3 separate regions of the Homo sapiens genome follow, and regions 2 and 3 are each linked to region 1. The links are chromatin loops, found by intact Hi-C in ENCODE. Cell type or tissue: Calu3. All regions are shown on one strand.

Region 1 (2,500 bases):
AAATGGGGAATTCACAAGATGCCACAAAATAAGGTACAATGATAACATGCCCAAGGACTTTCTGAAATCAATAAATAAATTAAAATTTTGTCTTCGATAATAATGGACCTCCACTAATGAGACATTTGAGAGAATGAACTGGGTAACACCCCAAATATCAGGGAGGGATATTTGGAAACCTGAAAGAAATGCTTCCCATTTCAGGTTTCAGGAGGTCTCCCTGGGATATCTTTCCTGCTCTATGTCATGGTCAAAATCCTACTTATCCTTCAAGATCCAGTTAAAATGCCACCTTCTTCATAAAGCCTGTCCAAATCCTCTCAATCTCATTATGACCTCTCCCTCCATTGAACCTACCAAGTTTCTTATTTTTGCCTGTCTCTGATACTTACACTCTTGCACTCTTAAGATGGCCATTTATTCCTTCTGTTAACTTTCCTACTTATGTTTAGACATTTGGAAAGCATGTGCTGAGTATCACACACCACTTACTTTCTATGCAGTCCAATAACTTATTCTCAGTAAGAGCTGCCTAAAAGTTCACTGAATTAATACCAAGGGCCAATAACATGGTGTCTATAAATTGAACCTTTCTTCCTGTTTCTTATGAAGATTTCCATTTTTCTTGACCAATCAGACTTATGAAATTAAAGAAAAAGCTGACCAGATCCATGTATTTTGTTATATCACCTGATACACAGAGATTCAGTTTACTTTTAACTTTAAAATACACATTTGTTTCAGTGACATATAATTCCAATAGACTCAATATATTCTAAAGGTAGCATAAGGAATAAATATCTTATATTTAAAATGGCTAAAACACCAAAAACTGAGGAAGCCATATATTACATTTTTATACCTAAAACTTGCATAGAAATTTTTATGCAATAAAAATAAAGATTATGCAAAAAAAATCTGACAGAAATTTGATTTTCCATCATCAAAAAAATAAAGAAGACTTGATATGAGACAGTTAAGAAAATAAAAATAAAGGGAGCACCTGATTTTTTATAACTAATCAGCAAAACTTCATCTCAATGTAACAATATATTAATTTACTTTTAAAATGAGAGTAAATGCCTATTACATATTTCTGGATTGTGAATTGTATTCCACTTAACTCTTAGCAAATGAGATAGATTACTTTCATTACTGACATACTAGCAACATTCCAGAAAGAATAGAGCTACAAAAGGCTTATAATCGTAGAGAAAGACTCACTAGTAGGACAAGTTTATTTGAAAATACCATCAATGGAGCTTTCAACCAGAACAAAGAATATTTCAAATGAGTAATAACACCTTTGCAGATTAACATGACATTACAAACCAGAAAGGCAGGTTCCTGCCAGCTTCACAGAATGATAACTATTACATCTGAGACAAACAGCTTACTCCTTCACAAAGGGGAAATGAACTCTGCAAAAAATTCTTATAACGTTATGCCTTTAAAAATTCACTCTATCTTTATTTAGTATTTTGACCACAATACATTCCTAGTTCTCTGGGAAAACTTAAAATTACATTAATTTTTTTAGCTTAGGCCATTACGATAAGGCAAAGTGGGCGCACGGAGGAGACATTCTTCAGGTACCAAAGGTAACTCCTTCCCAGGGGAGGCACTGTTCACCCCCATTGTCTGGCCCCCATTGTTTATGTCTAAGAGTTACCCTCACCCTCCAGATGAGGAAAATCCTCATTTAATCATTAAAAAATGAGTAAAATGTATTTTTCTAGGTGCAATTAATATTTATATTTTTCATATATAAAAGTTTCTTCACACTGATAAGCTTTTCTCAGCTATCTATTGCTTTGTAACAAGTAACTTCAAAACTCAGTGGCTTAAAGCAACAAGTTGCCTATAATTCTAAAATTTAGCCAGGGCTCAGAAGAGACAGCTGGTATCAGCTCCATCTGGTGTTGGCTGGAGAGGTCTACCTGGGCTGAAGAACCCAGGATGGCTTCATTCACATATTGACACCTCACCTGAGATGGCTGGAATGGCTGGAAGCTGGCTGGGCCACTCACCCTCTAAGCAAGGTAATCTGACTTCGTGACATGGTGACTTAGGGCTCCAAGAGACAAACAGGGGAAGCTGCCAAGTTTCTGAAGGCCCAGATCTGGCACAGCATCAGTCTTGCTACACTCTATTGATCAAAGCAAGTCACTGAGTCAGTGCACATGGAAAGGGAGCAAAAACAGATCCCATCTCTTGATAGGAGGAATGACATGAACATATAGTGAGCGACTGGAAGAATCACAGGTGGCCATCTTTGTTGACAACCTACCACATCTTTTTTTTCTCTCTAAACTTGTTATATGCTTTATGTTTTTCTTCACTCATCTCTGTAATATTTCAAATTAGAGCAAAAGAAAGAATGACAGTAAATCATCTTGATCATCTATATAAAAAGAACTATGCTAGATGATTTCTTGTACTTTGTTTCATTTAATCTCTACAAGAGCTATGCAAACTTGTCATTTTTTATTCCTGCTTT
Region 2 (2,500 bases), 110 kb before region 1:
AACAATCCATGTAATATATTAAGAGAAGGCTTTTCCACTGGGGAATGCCCCCTGGGAAAGCAGATGCAGAGGACCATGACAAGTCTTCATACATATGCAATCACTGACTTCTGAGGATCTGATGCCTCTAAATGCCATAAACCCTCTTTCCAGGGCTACAGTTCAGTGCACCACTATAATGAACACAGTACATTAAACATGAATATCATCTACTTTATTTTACAAGTCCCTCTGAGTTAGTCCATTATATCATGCCATTTTCAAAATCACAAGAAATTTTTAATTTTCTGCGGAGAATGCAGACCACAGACAATCTGTGAGTTCACCTTGTGACAAAAAGAGCACTTTCTTCAAATAAGAGAGTCAGGTCCTGATGTTTTATATTTCATTGGTGTTTTAATGTATTATTTGGCCCAGAGATTTATTGGATCCCATGGATCAAAAGTATTCATTAATCATCAAAGTTAAAAGATTTTTAACCTTGTCTACAGAAAAAAAGCATTTTTACAACAGCATATAATTGTACGTTTCTTCAGTTAACTTCACTGACCTTTTTACTGGTGAAGGTGCAATAATTTTAATTGTTCCTTCATTTTCTCCATTTTCCATGTTTGCAGTTATCCTACTGATGCTGTTTGATTCTAGCAGAGGAGGAGAAGGAAAGATGGAAGAGAGAGGAAACAGTGATAAGGAAATGAAAGAAACAGAAGACTTATTTTAAAATGCAATTTTAGGGACACTGTGGCACATTTTATTGATAAATTATAACCCCAAATAAATAATGAATCACCCAATAAATTGGAGGTACTATTTTCTAACGTGTACTAAACCCTCAACATAACAATGTCCTGGGAGTCTAGGCTATTTTTTTCAGACTTTAAAACTAAGTCTCCACATCTTTAGATGTTAAAATAACATTCACTTTAGACTATTAAAATGATATTCTGAGATATTTAGTACCATATATTAGAATATAAAACATAATGATCAGGTTTTGATGACTACTTGTGAAGAAGTTTCTCAGCATATCATGACAGTCCCCATTTGAAATCAAACCAAACAAAAAACTTCAAACCTGAAAATATCCCAACTCATAATGCAGCTGTCAAAAAAAGAGTAATATACATGTGATCTGTATCACTCACATATAAAAAAAAGACATTTTCAAATGTGTTCTTCATGCAAACATTCCTAAAAATCTGAAACTGAATTTTTAAAAGTTGTTATTCCATAGATTTGCATACACGCTAGAGGAACCAGCAGAGGGAGCCCATGGCAGACACAATGTTGGAAGTCATGATCGAAATAAAGATAACTGAAGGGTCTGGGCCCATGTAGGAGGTCAGGCTTCCACTCTCAGGGCAGAGGTAGATAAGCCTGCAGAAGTGAGGTGTGTGGGCTCTGGGAACAACTCTTCTCCAGTGTGCATGTACCTCACTCAAGGAGGAGGCAGTTTAGATGATCAGGGGAAATCAGCATGCACAGATGCCCACAGGCCCTGTTCAATTAGGTCTATGTGCCATACAGGTGTGTCTTCCTCGGAGCTACTCCTGCAGGGGTAATAGTTACGGTCCTTCAATCCAATGCATAACGGTCACTAACCACCGAGAATGTCATGAAGATGAGTTTGTAACATTAATAAGCACTAATATTTATTGAGTACTTACTATGTGTCAGGTACTATTACAAGCGCTTCACATCTATTTACTCATGTATCCTCAAAATAATCCTATGAAGTAGATATCAATGTTATCTCATTTTAAAAGATTTAAAAAAAATGGGCCTTTCTCAAGGTCCCACAGCTCCTGAGTGGTGGGGCAAGCTTTGAAGATGGGCAGTCTGGCTCCACAGACTTAGCTCTGAACCACACACTACTTCCACCTGTGGCCCCACAAGCAGCTCAAGAGTCAGTCTAGATTAGGAGTCAACTGGGAGAGACAGACTCTTAAAAGGGCAAGTGGGCCAGGCGCAGTGGCTCACGCCTGTCATCCCAGCACTTTGGGAAGCCGAGGCGGGCGGATCACGAGGTCAGGAGTTCAAGACCACTCTGGCCAACAAGGCAAAACCCCATCTCTACTAAAAATATAAAAATTAGCTGGGCATGGTGGCGCATGCCTGTAATCCCAGATACTCAGGAGGCTGAGGCAGGAGAATTGCTTGAACTGGGACCCGGGAGGTGGAGGTTGTAGTGAGCTGAGATTGCGCCACTACACTCCAGCCCTGGCTACAGAGCGAGACTCCGTCTCAAAAAAAAAAAAAAAACCCACACAGCAAGTGAAAGTGATGTTCAATGAGAAGAACACTTCAGAGCAAGGCAAGAGGACAAGACAAGAGAAACACCTGAGCACCCTCAAAGTTGGCAAGTTTCCTCCAGAGCAGTTGGGAAGTATGTCTGGCTTACCCATCAGGAAAGATAAACATTAATAAATACACTTTAGACAGAGAAAACAAAGGGTGGTTTCAGATAAGAGTTCCAAAAACTGTTACTCTAAGGCATTTG
Region 3 (2,500 bases), 87 kb before region 1:
CAGCAACTCATCTGACAGATGAAGAAATCAAGGCTCAAGCTGGCTAAGTGACTTTATAATATTACATGTCTAGTACATGGATTACTGAAGCTGAACCAGCAAAGTACCAGGATCCAGCTTACTGGATCGCACTGATACATCCGTCTCTATTCAGATAACTCACCTTTCCTCTGCCTTCAAAACACAGATTTGACTGCCACAAGCCACACTGAGGTTCTGCTGACTTGCATCTGACACAATGTGCCAATCAGAGGAAGTGTTCAATAAATAACTATTGTTTTGACATTGCTATTTCTTAGCAGCCCAGAGCTATACTTCATCAAATGAAACTGTACTTCATTATATCGAATAATTTCTCTGTCTTCCCTGCTTTGACTGCACCTACCTTGGGTCAACAATAGATGCTGGTTAGCTACCCTCAGGGGAATCATTCACTATGGGGGGTCCAGAGCTGTGTGGCACCATCATCCCCTGGAGTTGGCCCACTGACCTACTAACTACAAAGTGCTCACGTCTGGAGTAATGGAGTGTTTGAATCAAACATAGTCGTGATTGCTGAGGATGCTGCAGAAACATAGTGTGAGCCCCAGGGCAGATGGAGTCACCTGTCACATGGTAGATCAACCACTCACACCAGCTCTGTCAAGGGACAGAGTTTCCAGGGAAGCAGCCCTCAAGCCAAATCTGTTGATCAGAAATGTTTAACTTAGCACACAAAGTCTTCTTATAATAAAATTAATTGCTAGTATTTCAAATTCTAGGAAGTTCACATGAACATCCAGATTTTGTACTTCTCTTGAAACACTGGAAGATACATCAACACTAGGTCCACTCCGCTGCACAGAAACAACTGGCTTGGTCCAAGCGGTAAGTAGCTGTCCTCTTGCACACTGTGCACAAACCATCCTCTCAGAAATCATTTTCACAACCCCTTATGCACTCTGTTTGCAGCCCCTTCCACAGAGGCAGAATGGGAATGCCAAAAATGTCATCTTATCTTGCTTTGCAATAGTTCAAAGATTATGCTGCAAGTATTTGTGTGTTCAGTGAGATATTTTTAAGAACTTAAAATGCTGCATCAGATAATCAAAGCCTTGTGTATCCATCCCAAATGGCTTCACCCATTACTTTTCTTATAGCTAATTATGAATTATATCCAAATATTCTGTCTTCATTGCCTACTTACAGCAGAGACGATCTCCTTTGACAGGAATCCAACTGTGTGAGTTGCCAAGAACTTGTCAGAGAGAGGGTTGTAACAGGAGGGCACTTTTTCCTCCTGCCGTCCCTTTTCTGGCTTTACCCAAGCTCCTCTGAGGCAGTTTAGACTTGCAGGAATGCTCTGGCTGCCTGCCCTGATGCTGACCTCCTCTGGGTGGGGAAGCAGGCAGCTGGGTGCAGGGCACTTGATTCTGGAATGTACTTCCTCATAAAGGTGCCAGGGCCTGCACTTGGCAAATTCTAAACACAATGGCTTTTTAGCTGCCAGGGCATTTATTACTCCTGATTGAGAGGTGAATAAACATGCTTTTTAAACTTACAGACAACTGGGATGCAAGTTAAGGGGACTAGTCATCTAGTTTGATTGAATTACTTTAACTTCGGAATTAAAAAGAAAGGTCTTCTAAAGTAAAAACTCATTTAGTATAAATTAATGATACAAACTAACAAAAAGTAATAACCCCCATCACGACTTTTTAAAAAATTATATACAAATGTTTTGTGTTTTTTTTGAAACACATCACATTTATTCATTTGCATATTTTCAGTGACACTATTGTGCTACAAATGGCAGAGGTGAATAGTTACATCAGAAACCACATGGCCTGCAAAGTCTAAAATATTCATTATCTGGCCCTTCGTGAAAAACGTTTGCCTATTCCTACTCCACTAAATAACTCTTGTGGGGTATTTTTATTTATTTATTTATTATTTTTATTTCAATAGTTTTAGGGGAACAGGTGGTTCTTGGTTACATGAGTAAGTTCTTTAGTGGTGACTTCTGAGATTTTGGTGCCCTCATCACCCAAGCAGTGTACACTGTACCCAATGTGTAGTCTTTTATCCCTCACCCCCTCCTACCCTTCCCCCAAATCCCCAAAGTCCATTATATCATTCTTATGCCTTTGTGTCCTCATAGCTTAGCTCCCACTTAAAAATGAGATCATATAATATTTGGTTTTCCATTCCTGAGTTACTTCACTTAGAGTAACGGTCTCCAGGCCAGGCACGGTGGCTCACACCTGTAATCCCAGCACTTTCGGAGGCCAAGGCAGATGGATCACGAGGCCAGGAGATCAAGACCATCCTGGCTAACATGGTGAAACGCTGTCTCTACTGAAAATACAAAAAGTTAGCCAGGCATGGTGGTGGTCGCCTGTAGTCCCAGCTACTTGGGAGGCTGAGGCAGGAGAATGGTGTGAACCCAGGAGGCAGAGTTTGCAGTGAGCCGAGATCACGCCAGTGCACTCCAGCCTGGGAGGCAGAGCTAGACTCTGTC

The links. A loop is a pair of places that touch in the nucleus more often than their neighbours do. Peaks named below come from ENCODE experiments on the same cell type or tissue, not always from the same donor. Only the 100,000 strongest peaks of a DNase experiment are listed, where the experiment ranks them.
Region 2: a loop joins it to region 1, with 2.8 times the contacts of the local background. A loop is called at or near these places in 3 of 110 quality-filtered maps.
Region 3: it touches region 1 in a loop (2.5-fold over the local background); 4 of 110 quality-filtered maps call a loop at or near these places.

What each region holds. Positions count from the first base shown.
Region 1 is chr5:112,314,875-112,317,374 of GRCh38, forward strand. The region is part of intron 1 of EPB41L4A (erythrocyte membrane protein band 4.1 like 4A); the gene reads right to left. Among named protein-coding and RNA genes, the nearest start is that of EPB41L4A, 100 kb to the right of the region's middle. In Calu3, no CTCF peak of the experiment used is centred here; DNase peaks (open chromatin) are centred at 1,337 and 2,045.
Region 2 is chr5:112,209,342-112,211,841 of GRCh38, forward strand. EPB41L4A (erythrocyte membrane protein band 4.1 like 4A) reads right to left here. Exons shown (of 23, transcript NM_022140.5): 13 at 551-641. Among named protein-coding and RNA genes, the nearest start is that of SNORA13, 49 kb to the left of the region's middle. In Calu3, a CTCF peak has its summit at 1,276 (motif pointing right); a DNase peak (open chromatin) is centred at 1,280.
Region 3 is chr5:112,227,486-112,229,985 of GRCh38, forward strand. The region is part of intron 12 of EPB41L4A (erythrocyte membrane protein band 4.1 like 4A); the gene reads right to left. It overlaps LOC101927023 (a long non-coding RNA gene), which reads left to right and starts at 798. Exons shown (of 4, transcript NR_110559.1): 1 at 798-867. In Calu3, no CTCF peak of the experiment used is centred here; a DNase peak (open chromatin) is centred at 1,366.